Regions from separate parts of the Homo sapiens genome. Here region 1 is linked to region 2. A link is an interaction called in ENCODE POLR2A ChIA-PET data of the cell type or tissue named here. Cell type or tissue: PC-9. All regions are shown on one strand. Each heading gives the region's core, and the rest is flanking DNA. Links, peaks and the distances in the headings are about the cores only.

Evidence for each region. Peaks named below come from ENCODE experiments on the same cell type or tissue, not always from the same donor. Only the 100,000 strongest peaks of a DNase experiment are listed, where the experiment ranks them.
Region 1: POLR2A ChIA-PET joins it to region 2 with 22 read pairs; 10 of 35 experiments call an interaction of 5 or more read pairs at or near these places.

The regions. Positions count from the first base shown.
Region 1 is chr17:75,528,042-75,536,361 of GRCh38, forward strand. The region is part of intron 1 of LLGL2 (LLGL scribble cell polarity complex component 2); the gene reads left to right. Among named protein-coding and RNA genes, the nearest start is that of LLGL2, 6.5 kb to the left of the region's middle. In PC-9, for the core only: no CTCF peak of the experiment used is centred there; a DNase peak (open chromatin) is centred at 3,890; H3K27ac peaks cover 2,684 bases.
Region 2 is chr17:75,468,382-75,476,647 of GRCh38, forward strand. TMEM94 (transmembrane protein 94) reads left to right here. Exons shown (of 32, transcript NM_014738.6): 2 at 3,419-3,548. The coding sequence starts at 3,525. Among named protein-coding and RNA genes, the nearest start is that of TMEM94, 16 kb to the left of the region's middle. RefSeq lists silencers at 298-466, 3,846-3,935. In PC-9, for the core only: no CTCF peak of the experiment used is centred there; a DNase peak (open chromatin) is centred at 3,920.

The sequences.
Region 1 (8,320 bases), core at 33-8,032, 59 kb after region 2:
CAAAGTGTTAGGATTACAGGCATGAACTGCCACGCCAGACCCGTTAGTATAAATAACTTTTTATTATTTTTATTTATTTATTTATTTATTTTGAGACAGAGTCTCGCTCTGTCACCCAGGCTGGAGTGCAGTGGCGAGATCTCGGCTCACTGCAAGCTCCTCCTCCTGGGTTCACGCCATTCTCCTGCCTCGGCCTCCCGAGTAGCTGGGACCACAGGCGCCTGCCATCACGCCCGGCTAATTTTTTGTATTTTTAGTAGAGATGGGGTTTCACTGTGTTAGCCAAGATGGTCTCGATCTCCTGACCTCGTGATCTGCCCCTCTCAGCCTCCCAAAGTGCTGGGATTACAGGCGTAAGCCACCGCGCCCGGCCTTAAATAACTTTTTAATATACCGCAACATTAAAAGAAAAAAAGGCCAGGCGTGGTGGCTTACACCTGTAATCTCAGCACTTTGGGAGGCCAAGTTGGGCCGATCGCCTGAGGTCAGGAGTTTGAGAGCAGCCTCACCAACATGGAGATACCCTGTCTCTATTAAACATATAAAATCAGCTGGCCATGGTGGCACATGCCTGTAATCCCAGCTACTCAGGAGGCTGAAGCAGGAGAATCGCTTGAACCTGGGAGGTGGAGGTTGCGGTGAGCCAAGATCACGCCATTGCACTCCAGCCTGAGCAACAAGAGCAAAACTCCATCTCAAAACAAACAAACAAACAAAAAATGGCCCATAATCCCAGGTGATCGCTGTTCATTTAAAAAATAGAAAAGGCAATAGGAGCCCATAGTGGGAAAAAGGAAACATTGTAGAAAGTGTAAAATTAGAGAGCAAAAAATTAGGCCGGGCAAGGTGGCTTATGCCTGTAATCCCAACACTTTGGGAGGCGGAAGCAGGCGGATCACAAGGTCAGGAGTTCGAGACTAGCCTTGCCCACACAGTGAAACCGGTCTCTACTTAAAAATGCAAAATTAGCCAGGCGTGGTGGTGAGCGCCTGTAATCCCAGCTACTCAGGAGGCTGAGGCAGGAGAATCGCTTGAACCCAGGAGGCAGAGGTTGCAGTGAGCCGAGATCGTGCGATTGCACTCCAGCCTGGGCAATAGAGTGAGACTGTCTCAAAAAAAAAGAGAGCAAAAAATTATCCCTCCTGCCTGACAGTCCTTTTCTTTTTTTTTCTTTGAGACGAAGTCTCCTCTGTCGCCCAGGATGGAGCACAGTGGCGTGATCTCAGCTCACTGCAACCTCTGCCTCCCAGGTTCAAGCAGTTCTCCTGCCTCAGCATCCTGAGTAGCTGGGATTGCAGGCAGGCACCACCAGGCCCAGCTAATTTTTGTATTTTTGTATTTTTTGTAGAGACAGGGTTTCATCATGTTGGCCAGGCTGGTCTTGAACTCCTGACTTCAAGTGATCTGCCTGCCTCAGCCTCTCAAAGTGCTGGGATTACAGGCATGAGCCACTGCACCCGGCCCCTGCCAGTCCTTTTATCTTCATCCTTCATCCTTCTATCCTTCATCTCTTTAAAAACAAAAAATAAAAAAAAATTAGGCCGGGCTCTGTGTCTCACGCCTGTAATCCCAGCACTTTGGGAGACCGAGGCAGACGGATCATGAGGTCAGGAGATCGAGACCATCCTGGCCAAGATGGTGAAACCCCATCTCTACTAAAAATACAAAAATTAGCTGGGCGTGGTGGTGCGTGCCTGTAATCCCAGCTACTCAGGAGGCTGAGGCAGGAGAATCGCTGGAACCCAGGAGGCGGAGGTTGCAGTGAGCCGAGATCGCGCCACTGCACTCCAGCCTGGTGACAGAGCAAGACTCCGTCTCAAACTAATAATAATAATAATTTTTAAAAAAAGATTTTTAGTGTCTTTCTAGGCTTCAGGTGTAGTTTTGACTCGTTCTTTGCCGAGTCCTTGCTGTGTGACCCTAGTGTGGTCACTGACCCGTGCTGAGCTTTGTTTTCACAGATGAGAAGATGAGAAAGGTCACTAGCACGTGTGGCCTGCCACACAGCAGGCACCCAGTGAGGGTGGACTCAACTTCCATGAAGCATAAGAGGCATCCGTCTGTCCCAGGCCTTTGGGTGGGCACTTGGGCCTTTTGGAAGTGCCTGATGGGTTTAGGGAATTTGTCTTCTCTGGAAATCAGCTGACGGCTCATGAATTTGTGATATTTTAAAGTCTCTGGCTGGGCATTTTGGCTCATGCCTGTAATCCCAGTGCTTTGGGAGGTGGAGGAGGGAGGATTGCTTGAACCCAGGAGTTCAAGACCAGCCTGGGCAACAGTGAGATCGCGTCTCTACAAAAATTTTTTTAAAAAATTAGCTGGGCATCAGCCAGGCGCGGTGTCTCACGCCTGTAATTCCAGCACTTTGGGAGGCCGAGGCAGGCGGATCACGAGGTCAGGAGATCGAGACCATCCTGGCTAGCACAGTGAAAACATGTCTCTACTAAAAATACAAAAAATTAGCTGGGCATGGTGGTGGGCACCTGTAGTCCCAGCTGCTCGGGAGGCTGAGGCAGGAGAATGGTGTGAACCCGGGAGGCAGAGCTGGCAGTGAGCCGAGATCGCGCCACTGCACTCCAGCCTGGGCGACAGAGCGAGACTCCATTTCAAAAAAAAAAAAAAAAATTAGCTGGGCATCGTGGTGTGCACCTGTTGTCCCAATTACATGGGATCGTAGGAGGATCGCTTGAGCCCAAGAGTTTGAGGCTGCAGTGAACTATGATGGCGCCACTGCACTCCAGCCTGGGTGACAGAGTGAGACTCTAACTCAAAAAGAGAAAAAAAGTCTCTAGGGGTCAGAAGTTTTTCAGCGAGGACCTTTTTCAGGAATTGAGGGCAGCAGTGGAGGGCGCGGCTTCTCCTAAATGGACCTTGCATTCCAGTGGCCCTTGATGCTTCCCTTGCTCCTTGGGAGGGCCAAGAGTGAGAGCCGGTTGCCTGGGAGTCTTTCCTGTGGTGGGGATGTCGGAGAGTGCAGGATTAAACCTGCTGTGAGTTCTGCCCCAGCTGAGGAGTGCTTGCTGGGTACACCCTCCTCACCCTGCTGGGTGGCAGGGCAGAGAGCACAGGCCTGTGCTGCTCTGTTGGCATTAGGAGACTTTCTAGGAATGCCATTGTGCCCCCTTTCAACCTTGCTTGGGGAGAGGATGTCCTCTCCTGCCAGGACTTCCTGGCCCCGGGACCCTCCCTTTGGAAGACGAAGTGCTGCCTGGGACCAGGTGGCCCATGAGCCCCTGCCCGCACTGTGGGAGATCTGCGCATCTCTGGCAAGAGCCTCCAGGAGCCATCTAAGGAGTTTAGTTTCCCCGGGGAGCTATTCGGCCTTCCTGGTCTTTCCAGATGAGTCAAAAGCAGCTGTTGAGACCTCTGAGTTGGGGGCCAGAATGGAGGCCCAAGAGACCAATGTTCTTTCTCCTGGGCCGGCTGCTTTGAGCAGCACTGGCAGCCTGGACTCATTTGTCCTCAATCCTCAACTCTGAGAGGCCCTCTTATCTGTCTTAGGTGATATCGTTCTCAGGGTTCCTCCTGGGGCGAGGCACGCCAGGTCTGCTTGGCAACGCTGTTTTCCTCTGTCAGGAGCAGTTTGCAGAGAGAAAACTGGGGACAGGGCAGGAGACGGGCGTCCCCCAGCGGGGCCACCAGCACTGTTTGCCCTCCCCAGCCCTGGCTCCCTAGGAATTCCAAGGAGACCCTCGCTCACTGTGCCCGTGGCCATGGCTTTGCTCAGGTCCCTTTGGGGTGGCCTTCCCCACAGCCCTGCCTCTCAGAGGAAACTGGCTTTGAATACTCACCCCTCTCTTCTTCCCAGGAACCACAGCGAATTCTTGAGCTAGGAGAGGCTGCTCTGGGCGTGGGGACGAGGAGGCTGCAAGGCACCTGACTCTACCCTTCAGGAATTCGGCAGAGACTGGAGCCTTCTCTCGAGACACCTGACTTAGTGTTCCCAGAGTTTGATGAGAGGGACATCTGGGCACAGGACCATATGACTGTAATAAATTATATATATGTATATATACACACACACACACACACACACTTTTTTTTTTTTTTTTTTTTTGAGACGGAGTCTTACTCTGTGGCCCAGGTTGGAGTGCAATGGCATGATTTCGGCTCACTGCAGTCTCCCCAGGTTCAAGTGATTCTCCCACCTCAGCCTCCCCAGTAGCTGGGATTACAGGTAGCTCCCCAGTAGCTGCTACCATGCCCAGCTAATTTTTTGTTTGTTTTGAGACGGAGACTTGCTCTGTTGCCCAGGCTGGAGTACAGTGGCGCGATCTCAGCCCACTGCAAGCTCCGCCTCCTGGGTTCACACCATTCTCCTGACTCAGGCTCCCGAGTAGCTGGGATTACAGGCGCCCGCCACCACGCCCAGCTAATTTTTTTCTTTGTTTTTTTGTTTTGAGTCTGAGTCTCGCTCTGTCGCCCAGGCAGCAGTGCAGTGGCATGATCTTGGCTCACTGCAACCTCTGCCTCCCGGGTTCAAGCAATTCTCCTGCCTCGGCCTCCTGAGTAGCTGGGATTACAGGTATGCGCCACCACACCTGGCTAATTTTTGTATTTTTAGTAGCGGGGGGGTTTCCACCATGTTGGTCAGGCTGGTCTCTAACTCCTGACCTCATGTGATCCACCTGCCTCGGCCTCCCAAAGTGCTGGGATTACAGGCATGAGCCGCTGCGCCCAGCCCTCTAGTAAATAATATTAACATTTAATATAATTCTGGAATTCTCTGGGGGTCCTGGAGCTTTGGTTAAAGGCAGGGTCCACAAGGGTATTCCGAACAGGATGCCAGGCATGACGTCCACAGGGCCCTGGCCTTGGCCGGAGACTTGAGGACAGGGTAAGGAAGTTCCCTGAGAACCCTGTGGGGTCCTACCTCAGTGTTTCGTGGGGTCAGTGATTGGCAGATACCTTTTCTAGTTAATCCCTAGTCAGTCTTAACTGTTCGTTCATTCATTCAAGTACTTTTTTTTTCTTTTTTTGAGGAGTCTTGCTCTGTCGCCCAGGCTGGAGTGCAGTGGCGCGATCTCGGCTCACTGCAAGCTCTGCCTCCCGGGTTCACGCCATTCTCCTGCCTCAGCCTCCCGAGTAGCTGGGACTACAGGCTCCCGCCACCACGCCCGGCTAATTGTTTGTATTTTTAGTAGAGACAAGGTTTCACCGTGTTAGCCAGGATGGTCTTGATCTCCTGACCTCGTGATCTGCCCGCCTCAGCCTCCCAAAATGCTGGGATTACAGGCGTGAGCCACCGCACCTGGCCCTTTTTTTTTTTTTTTTTTTTTTTGAGATGGAGTCTCACTCTGTCACCCTGGCTGGAGTGCAGTGGCACGATCTCGGCTCACTGCAAGCTCCGCCTCCCAGGTTCACACCATTCTCCTGCCTCAGCCTCCTGAGTAGCTGGGACTACAGGCGCCCGCCATGATGCCCAGCTAATTTTTTGTATTTTTAGTAGAGACAGGGTTTCATCATGTTGGCCAGGATGGTCTCGATCTCCTGACCTCATGATCTGCCCGCCTCGGCCTCCCAAAGTGCTGGGATTGCAGGCATGAGCCACCGCGCCCAGCCCGTTCAAGTATTTTCTGATGCCTCTTGTGTGGTTCTAGATGTTGGATGTGATCCTTAAACAAAGCAAAGATGTCTGCCGTCGTTGAAAGTTGTTTCTAAAAGGTGAGAAGCCTGACTGACAGAAAGTAAAAGTAACTAATAAATTGTGTTAAAAGGTGATACGGGCTATAGGGTAAAAAGAACTAGAGCAACAATTGGGAACCCGCATGGTAGGGGGCAGGTTACAACTTTTAACAGGTGGTTAGAGTGGGCCTCTGCCAGAAGGTGACATTTGAGCAAAGCTTTGAAGGAAGTGAGGGAGCTGTTTAAATAAAATTCCAGTCCCTCCCATGAGGCACCTGGATGAGGCCAGCACAATCCCCACCTCCTGGAGCTGACATCTGGAAGCTTCTTGGGACAGCTGTTCCAGTTTTAGGGCAGGTAGGAGGCCCTAGAAAGGGGCCTGATTGGATGGGCTGGATGGCCTGCCCACGCCAGCCCCAGGCAGGTGGTCCATCTTCTCCCCAGAATGGTTTTGCTTTTCCTTGGACTTGGCTTTCTGCCAGTCACTTCCCTGGAGAGAGAGTCTGGTGTTGGATTATGAAAGGGGGCTAAGGCCCCCAGAATGGGGGTGCGTTCCCACCTTCCACCCCATCCTCACAGGCCCAGGAGGGGCAACAGAAAGGAAACTTCAGGAGGAGTCTAGGCATGGCGGGAGGATCCTCTTGGGGTTGTGGGATGGTTGTGATTCCATAGGATAGATGGTGGGGGGAATGGAGGCTGACCCCAAATGGGGCCCATCCAGCCTGCGAGCAGGCAGCCCCTTTGTCCTGGGAGAGAGGCCTGACCTGAGCGGAGGATTCTGCAGTCAGATTGGAATGCAAATTGGGGCTTGGATTTTTTTTTTTCTTTTTTTGAGAAAAGGTCTCGCTCTGTCACCCAGGCTGGAGCACAGTGGTGCCATCATAGCTCACTGCAGCCTCAACCTCCTGGGCTCAAGTGATCTTCCCACCTCAGCCTCCTGAGTAGCTGGGACTACAAGTGTATGCCACCATGGCTGGCTAATTTTTAAGTTTTTTGCTGAGACAAGGTCTCCCTAAGTTGCCCAGGCTGGTCTCGAACTCCTAGGTTCAGTGGATTCTCCTGCCTCGACCTCCCAAAGTGCTGGGATTACAGGCATAAGCCACTGAGCTTGGCAAAGGACTTGGACTCTTGACTGTTTGAGCTTGGGGCCACTCTGAATCGATCACTTCATAAGTAATTGTAAGAATTAAATAAGGTGAATGTAAAGTGCTAAAGTCACATCCAGCCATAGCTAGCTCTCAATCCCTTTTACTACTTAATTAACAACAGCGGGGACGACAGTCCTCCAGTCATGCCCCCATTCCCTCTGGTTTGTGTTCCCCTAGATCCCACTCCATGGAACTGCCTTTCAGCCAAGGTTTGGTTGCTAAGCTGCTGGCCAGGGACCTGCCTGGTGCTTCTGGGAGACTGGGCTTCCCAGGGCGACATGGGCACTTGCAAAGCGGCTACAGGCGTCTGAGTTGGCACAGATGCCGCAGGGGTCAGCAGCTGCCTCTGTGGTTTAGATCCCTGCCCACCAGTGCCATCAGAGTAGGAGGTGCAGGGGCGGATTCACATCCGTCAAACAGGAGGCCACAGCCACACTCAGGCCTCACACAGGATGTCGCAGAGGGGAAGGCAGCTTCTTAATCAGCAGCGGGCTGTGGGGAGCACGAGCGAAGAGGAGAGGAGAGCATGGGACATCAGGTGGCACGCCCTGAGAGCAGGCAGCTGGCGCTGGGTGCGGCCCGGGGGCCCTCTCTGGTTTCGGCTGGGTCTGGAGTCCTGCCGCTGGGTGTGGACTCTCCCAGCAGATCAATGAGATCAATGGAACTTCCCGAGCTATGGAGGGAGTTTCTTGAGGGCTGGCCCCTCCCACATCTCCAGGCCAGAGGGCTGGCTGGGCTTGGCCAAGCCTTGGTCTCACAGGGACAAATTAGCCCAGGTGCCCCAAACAGTGGCAGGGTGGGAGAAGCAGTCTGGCCTGGGGATCCCCTCTCCTCCGAGGCACAATCGCATCTGCCACTTAGAGCGAGGGGGGCCCAAGGCAAGTCCACCCCGTGTGGTTATTCTCTCTCTCTGCCCCCACTGGTCTCTTTCTTGAGCTCTTGAGATGGAAGGCGGGCCAGGGTGTGGATTTTGTGGCCTGTCACCAAGTGGAGAGCTCTCCTGTTCTTTCCAAGTGGGTGTCCAGGTGTGTGGACACCTGTCCTAGACCCAGAAATATTTTGCCGGCCAGGTGCAGACGTGGGTGAGTGGAACAGTGAGGAGGGAAGGAAACAGGTCGATCAGCTGCCCACAGGGAGCTCTCAGGCTGGTTCCACATGCAAGGCACAGACTTGGGTAGAAAGTGGATGGGAACCAGCCACAAGGCAGCAAGCCTTTTGCGGCCCGGCTCTAAACCCTGGCGCCCGCCAAAAGGGAACAGAGCAGGGCAGAACAGGGAGGGTGGCTCAGAGGCTGGTCTGGTGACAGGCAGGAGTGGAGACTGAGGTTGGATGGCCTTTAGAAGTTAGTGGGGTGGAGAAGGTTTTCCTGAGAAGCCTCATCTCAGAGGTGGCGCTCTGGCTAGGTGGCAACCCCAGTGACCATTTCTGGTGTTAGACTTGAGGACTTGGGGGGCTCCTCAGCCTGTGGGCTCCTGAACTTGTCTCTTCTCCACATTCCTCCCAGGTGTGTCACTTAAGTGCACAGCACCTGAGAGTTTGCCAAGCCC
Region 2 (8,266 bases), core at 267-8,266:
GGCACAGTCCCCATCTGGCTCCTGGTGTTTTTCCCTGTGTGGCAACGATCTCATCCAGCCCCTGCTGGGATGGGGTGTCATGGGGACCTTGAGCTGCAGTCGTAAGCAGGACTGGGGCAGCCTGAGTCAGACAGTGGCCTTGGGGAGGAGTGGATTTGGTCCCTCAGGATCCCATTTCAGTTGGCGACCAAAGACTGAATGTCACTGCATTGCAAGGCCACTTCCAGCGTCACTGTCTGTATCTGAGCCTTCGAGGCTGGCTCAGCTTTGAAAGGCAGGGGTGGAAGAGACGTGGTTGCTCAGCCTAGGGCACCAGCATGGGTGCCACCTTGAGAGGAATTGGGCGGGGTTTTGGAGTGGAGTTGGTGGCAGAACCTGGGCCTTCTGGTTGGGTCCTCCGGACACAGCTTTTATTATTTCTTGACAGCTTTTTTCTGGGTCAGTTCTGGGTTTCTGCCTGGCACCCCTTGACAAGGCTTGCTCCTGGCCCCCAAAAGAGCTGTCTTAGTCAGTAGGTTAGTGCTTTCTCCAAGAGGAGTCGCTTGGCATCAAACCAGATTGCTCAGTGTCACTCTTTACTCAAACACACCCTGGTCTGAGATCATTAGAGTGACGGCTGCCAGGACGGGAGGGTGAGGGCTGGTGAGGGTAGGTGGGGAGGTAGGGCAAACCTCATTTTCCAGGTAACCAGCCCGCTTTTGTCGGACCTGTTGTCAGATTGGGCTGCCCATCGTGTGTTCATCTGCTCAGGTGCCTGTTGAGCACTGCACTCAACCACGTGAGGGGCTGCGGGCTTGCACATGCTGGTGAGTGTGGCGTCTGACTGCCAGCACGTGGAAAGAAGTCAGTGCCTCGTTCTGGGGATGCAGTGGACATCCACCCTGCTGCTGTCCCAGCTGCCCCCTTATTATCCAACTTACATATCTAGATTTCACTTGATGTTAAGGCTAACCTTAACCCTAAATTTTTTTTTTTTTTTTTTGAGACCGAGTCTCACTTTGTCGCCCGACTGGAGTGCAGTGGCGCAATCTCAGCTCACTGGAACCTCTGCCTCCCAGGCTCAAGTGATTCTCCTGCCTCAGCCTCCTGAGTAGCTGGGATTACAGGCGCCCACCACCACGCCTGGCTAATTTTTGTATTTTTAGTAGAGATGGGGTTTCATCATATTGGCCAGGCTGGTCTGGAACTCCTGACCTCAAGTGATCTGCCTGCCTCGGCCTCCCAAAGTGCTGGGATTGCAGGCGTGAGCCACTGTGCTCGGCCTTAACCCTAAATTTTTAAAATGCTGACTGGGTGTAGTGGCTCATGCCTGAAATCTCAGCACTTTGAGAAGCCGAGGCGGGCAGATCACTTGAGGTCAGGAGCTCATGACCAGCCTGAGCAACATAGCAAGACCCCATCTCTACCAAAGAAGTAGTGATAATAAATAAAAATGCCAATAAATCCTTTGGGAGGCCGAGGTGGGTGGATCACCTGAGGTCGGGAGTTTGAGACGAGCCTGACCAACATGGTGAAACCCCGTCTCTAGTAAAAATACAAAAATTAGCTGGGCGTGGTGGCACATGCCTGTAATCCCAGCTACTCAGGAGTCTGAGGCAGGAGAATCGCTTGAACCCAGGAGGCAGAGGTTGCAGTGAGCCGAGATCATGCCATTGTGCTCCATCCTGGGCAATAAGAGTGAAACTCCGTCTCAAACAAAAAAAGCCAATAAACCAAGGCTTTTCCTGCATGCTGTAATTCAGTGATAAACAGAGTACATATGGAACAAAACACAGTGTGCCTTTGAAAATGAAGGTTGAGGCTGGGCACAGTGATTCACGCCTGTAGCCTGTAGTCCCAGAACTTTTAAGAGGCTGAGGTGGGGAGGATTGCTTGAGGCCAGGAGGTCAAGACCAACCTGGGCAACATAGCAAGACCCCTTCTCCACACAAAATTAAAAAAAATAATAATAGGCTGGGCGTGGTGGCTCATGCTTGTAATCCCAGTACTTTGAGAGGCCGAGGCAGGTGGATCACTTGAGGTCAGGAGTTCAAGACCAGCCTGGCTGAGCATGGTGGCTCACGCCTGTAATCCCAGCACTTTGGGAGGCCAAGACAGGCGGATCATGAGGTCAGGAGATCGAGACCATCCTGGCTAACACGGTGAAACCCCATCTCTACTAAAAATACAAAAAATTAGCCGGGCGTGGTGGCGGGCGCCTGTAGTCCCAGCTACACAGGAGGCTGAGGCAGGAGAATGGCGTGAACCCGGGAGGTGGAGCTTGCAGTGAGCCGAGATCGCGCCACTGCACTCCAGCCTGGGCGACAGAGCGAGACTCTGTCTCAAAAAAAAAAAAAAGTCCAGCCTGACCAACATGGTGAAACCCTGTCTCAACTAAAAGTACAAAAATTAGCCGGGGATGCTGGTGCATGCCTGTAATCCCAGCTACTTGAGGGGCTGAGACAGGAGAATCACTTGAGCCCAGGAAGTGGAGGTTGCAGTAAGCAAAGGTTGCGCCACTGCACTCCAGCCTGGGCAACAGAGCGAGACTCTGTCTCAAAATAATAATAATAATAATAATAATAAAGAAAATGAAGGTCAGGCGCGGTGGCTCACGCCTGTAATCCCAACACTTTGGGAGGCTGAGGCGGGTGGATCACAAGGTCAGGAGTTCAAGACCAGCCTGGCCAATATGGTGAAACCCCGTCTTTACTAAAAATACAAAAATTAGCCGGGCGTGGTGGCAAGTGCCTGTGATCCCAGCTACTTGGGAGGCTGCAGCAGGGAATTGCTGGAACCCAGGAGGTGGAGGTTGCAACAATGAGCCAAGATCGGGTCATAGCACTCCAGCCTGGGCAACAGAGTGAGAATCCGTCTCAAAAAAAAAAAAAAAAGAAAGAAAGAAAGAAAGAAAATGAAGGGTGAAAGAGAGAAAGTTTGTACCCCTCCAGAATCCTCTCTGTAGCCCTCTCCCTCCTGGATTCAGAGAGTGGAATTCATCTAGAGCTGACTGCCTGGGGGAAGCTCTGCTGCTCGATGAGGCTGACTCTGTCTGATGGTCAGTGAGTTCAGTACTTTTCCGCGTACCATACTGTGGTTTAGATGATACTATTATGTTGGGTGGCTGAGGCGGGCAGATCACTTGAGGTCAGGAGTTTGAGACCAGCCTGGCTAACATGGCAAAACCCTGTCTCTACTGAAAAATACAAAATTAGCTGGGCATGGTGATGCACGCCTGTCATCCCAGCTACTCGGAAGCAAGAGAATCGCTTGAACCCAGGAGACAGAGTTTGCAGTGAGCCGAGATCGCGCCACTGCACTCCAGCCTGGGCGACAGAGTGAGACTCCGTCTCAAAAAAAAAAAAAAATGATGCTGTTGTGTTTCACAGTAGCTGCCTGTTCCAGCAACCTGAGTGATTTCTTTCTTCTTTTTCCCCAGATGTTGTGACTGTGACAGACTCACTGGGGTTTGTACATGCTGGGGAGGAGCCTTCCTTTCAGGGGTGACCACATTCATCTGGGCATGCCTGCAGTACTCTTGGCCCATGGACCTGAAGGAGAAGCACCTGGTAGGCCATATCCTATTACCTTATAGGTATTGTCTGTGTGTCTCTGTTGAACTCTTTCCTACTTGTTTTTGCCTGGGAGATCCTTAACTGGGGGCTTTAAACAAAAGTTGAGAGAGGAGGCAAGGCTCTGAGTCTTGGGGGATGCGACTGTGACCTCTTGGCTGGAAAGCACAGACTCACAGAGCTATGAATAAAGGATGAAGGTGGACCTATTAACACAACCGCATGGGAGCAGGGTTTCTGATTTAGGCTGGCTCCAAGCCAGTCTTCCACTTCTTGCCCAGGGGTGTGCAATTTAGTTTGTTTGCCCTTTGCTAGGGCGATGTCCTAACCTGCTGAGCCATGCTGAGGGCTATTGGGCACCTCCCTGTGGTTAGAGAAGAGCGCCCCAATCAGACTTCAAACACAGCTGCCTAATCAGCCGGTGGTGAGCAGCCAGGTGGCCTGGGCCAGCCATAAGATTGGTCTTCTCCTCCCAGCCTGGTTTGGCCCAGCCTCCATGTATACTATCTTTGGATGGAGGTAGAGTTGTCAATCAGAAAACTCCTCTCCCTTGACAAAGACTGCCCCAGAGGAAGTCCTTTTGTCTCTTGCCTAGCTTCTGCCACACCTTCCTAATAGATCTTTCTGTTTTCTGTAATCCCAGCTACTTGGGAGACTGAGGCAGGAGAATCGCTTGAACCCAGGAGGCAGAGGTTGCAGTGAGCAGAGATTGCACTACTGCACTCTCTGCTCATCAGCCTCCACATGGCTGCCACAAAACTGGTCAGTGGTTCCATACCACCTACTTAACCTTTAGTGTGTACAAAGCCCTCCAGAATCCTGCTCCTGCCCATGGATTTGGTGTTCCTAGCCTTCCTGCTTTGACTTTAGCACTAGTTATTACCTCTAAAATGCTTCCCACCCCTTTTTCTGGAAACTTCTTCTGTTCTTCCTTCAAGACCTAGTTTTGACATCATTTTCTCCAGTTAAGTCCTCCTTCCTTCCAGAGGTCCTTCCTTTCAGCATTTGTAGTACCTCCACCATTGTACTCGCTATTCTATTGAAATTAACTCATCTCTTCCACTTCATCTCAATATCCCTAGCTCACAGCACCGAGCCTGGCATGTAGCAAGGGCTTAGTACATATTTATTGACCTGAACTTCTGAATAGTGATCTTCCTTCCAGGGAGATCTTGGGAAGGTCTAGAGAGGGGGCTGTGGGTTCACTCCCTGGGCCTCTGCTGGCACCAGGCTGGCTGACTGCTTTCTGTTCAGCTCCAGGCTTCCTATGTCTCTGGACCAGCTGTGCAATAGGTTTCTGGAATTGAACTTGAAGCAGGTGTGCTTGGCCTCCTGTTCATAGCCACCTCTGGGTGCTCAGCAGATATCCACCCTAGCAGTGATTGGCACAGAGGGAAAGCTACACTTGCCTCTCTCTTAGCTGGGAGTTAAGGCTGCTGCAAACAGCTGCAAGGGCTCTGCACTGCTCAGTTCCAAGGAGTATGTCCCCAGAGGCTCTGCTGTTATGCAATGCGGTGGCCTGCCTGGGTGAGGCTGAATCCCCCAAAACAGAGGATGGTATTGTCTTCTGGTTCCAGCCAGAACCACTGAACACTAGTGCCTAGTGTATGGGGGAAACAAAGTTCTGTATCGAAGGGCTGGGTGCTCTCTCCAGCCTGAGGAAGAAGACTTGAGAACCCAGCTGGATAGCTCTCAGGGGCCATTTTTCCTGGAGGGTTTCTCTTTGTCCTCCTCCTCTTTCTGGATAGGTGAGCCCTGACCTGGAAAGCATCGTCAGTCATCCTTGGCAGTCACCATATTGTGGAATGGCAGCTTTGGGTTGGCAGAGCTTTAGGCACCAGGGAGGTGGCCCCGGCTTAGAGAGGCTTATTGTCTAGTAGAGGAATTGATAGTACAAGCAGGCTGGGCACAGTGGCTCACGTCTGTAATCTCAGCACTTTGGGAGGCCGAGGTAGGCAGATCACTTGAGGCTAGGAGTTCGAGACCAGCCTGGCCGACATGGTGAAATCCCGTCTCTACTAAAAATACAAAAATTAGCTGGGCATGGTGGCGCGTGCCTGTAATCCCAGCTACTTGGGAGGCTGAGGCAGGAGAATCGCTTGAACCCGGGAGGCAGAGGTTGCAGTGAGCAGATTGCACTACTGCACTTCAGCCTGGGCGACAGAGCAAGACTGTCTCAAAACAACAACAAACAAAATGGATAGTACAAGCAGTTAAGTAATTGGACCTGGTAGGGCCTCTAGCTGAGGTAACTCATGAGTTGTATAAATGGACTTATAAAGATGATCTCAGCCAGGTGCAGTGGCTCACACCTGTAAATCCCAGCACTTTGGGAGGCCGAGGCAGGTGGATCACCTGAGGTCAGGAGTTTGAGACCAGCCTGACCAAAATGGTGAAACCCTGTCTCTACTAAAAATATAAAAATTAGCTGGGTGTGGTGGCACACACCTGTAATCCCAGCACTTTGGGAGGCCAAGGTGGGCAGATCACCTAAGGTCAGGAGTTCAAGAACAGCCTGGCCAACATGGTGAAACCCTGTCTCTACTAAAAATACAAAAATTAGCCAGGCATGATAGTGCATGCCTGTAATCCCAGCTATTTGGGAGGCTGGGGCAGGAGAATCTCTTGAACTCGGGAGGCAGAGGTTGCAGTTAGCCGAGATTGAGGTCACACCACTGCACTCCAGCCTGGGGGACAGAGCAGAATCTCTAAAAAACAAAACAAAACAAAACAAAAAACCAAAAACAGTCAGAAGGTGTCTTGGAGGAGTAGGCTTTGGAGGAGCTGGCATAGTGGTCATTGATGGTAGGAGGGTTGTCGTCCCCTGGCTTAGCTCAGGAGCGGTTTAGCTCTTGATGGTTCTCTGCTTCTGATCCATCAGTTCGGTCTCTCCTTCAAAGCCCTCACCCCTGTCCCCGGTCCTCCAGCCCACAGTGGCCCTGCTGTGGCAGTGACAGCCTGGGTTCCTGCTGCTTGGGTGCAGGGCTCCCTTCTCCATTTGCTGAGGTGGGTAGTGTAGGAAGGGAGGCAGGGCCCAGAGAGGGCTGTGCTGGGGCCTGCACAGCACGTGGGCTAGTCCCTGTGTGCTGTTCTTTTTGGGGCCTGTCACATAGAAGGGACAGTGTTTGTGGACTTGTAGCTCCCACCCGAGCAGTGCCTCAGGGACAGGAGAGAGGGGACAGGAGTCTTTCTCTTTGGCTACAGCCAGATTGCAGAGCAGCAGCATCCTCACAGTGGCTGGCGTGGAAGCTGACCCCCACTGCCAACCTTTCCTTCTCTCCATGGAGTCTTCCTGTTCTTAACCTCTGGACTGCCCGGGCCCTCCCTTCTGTTCTCACTCAGCACTCTGTTTGGGGGCCGCACAGGGAGTTGCACTCATGAAAGGGAATGGGGAGGCTGGCTTGGGCTGCTGAGGCTCCTTCTTCCCTGCAGCTTGAGATGGTGTCGTCTAGGAAACGGAGGGCCCTGGAGAAACATGCTCAGGCTCCAGCTCACACTCTCCAGCTCTGGGACCTGTTAGGCTGTTTCCTCTCCCCTGGGGTGTGTAACCCCATTATAAGGATGGTTTTAGGCAGAGAAGTGTCCCATCCACTCCCCATGCCTCGGCCCCTGCTTCACCCAGGGTGCCTGTGCTGAGAGCATCCTGTATGTCAAACTCGCGGTCCCTGAATGATGCCTCTGGAGCCATGACTCACTCAGGCTCTGCCTGATGCTCTGGCATGTGCTGAGGCAGGAGCCCCAGGTATCTGGCCTCCTTTCTGCCTGGGGGATGCAGGGCCTGGGCATTCCCGGGCAGCCTCATGGGCCCAGCAGCACTTGGGCCGGTGTGTCTGAATGTATTGGGGCATCACCGGCTGCTGGCCCGGCTCTTCCCTGCATGGCTGTGAGGGTCTCCGTGCTACCTGGCAGGAAGGTGTTGGAGTCTTCAGAGGCCCTTTGGGCTGGCTCTTCCCTCCCTACTGGATCCTTCCTTCTGTCAGCTGCCTGGCCTTGGGCTTTGCCTTCCTAGAAGTCACTGCTCAAATCTTCTCAGCGGCCAGTCCATCCCGTCCCCCTCCACACAGGATGTGCTACTATTAATAACCCACAAGTCCCCTCTCCCCTCCTTCCTGCAGCTGTAACTATGGAAAGGGCTGTTGGCTTGGCTCCATGCTGGGGAGTTGCCGTGTGATTTGGGGACTTCTCATGGATGATGGGCTCACCCAGTGACTTGGGGACAAAGGACAGGTAGTTTGGGAAGAGAGCTGGGATTTGTGTGTCCCAGGGTTCCCCTTGATACTGGCAGTTGTCTTCAGGTTTCTGGGACAGGGGCAGTTTCTCCTCCATCTATCCCTCTGTCTGTCCATATCCTGGCTGCATGGTGCCCCTCAGCTAACCCCACTGTGGCCTCCTCTGAAGAACAGGCCAAGCTCCTGGATATCTGGCAGCGCGTTGGACAAACTTTCTCTTCTCAATGCTCCTGTTTCCTCCCTCCTTCTCTTTCCTCTTCTCCCCTCCCTCCCGCCCTTCCAGGGCTGCTGCCTCCTCCTCCCTCCCTGAATCTGCAGCGTGACTAGAAATAGGCTGAATTAATCAGCAGATTGAAGCTCTGCTCTGCTGCGCCTGATTCTGTGCAGCACCCGGCTTCTTGCTCACACACTCTCAGCTGTCTCCGTCTCTTCTCTCCTCTTCTCTCTCTCTCTCTTTTCACCCTCCCCGCTTTGAGGGAGGTGTTG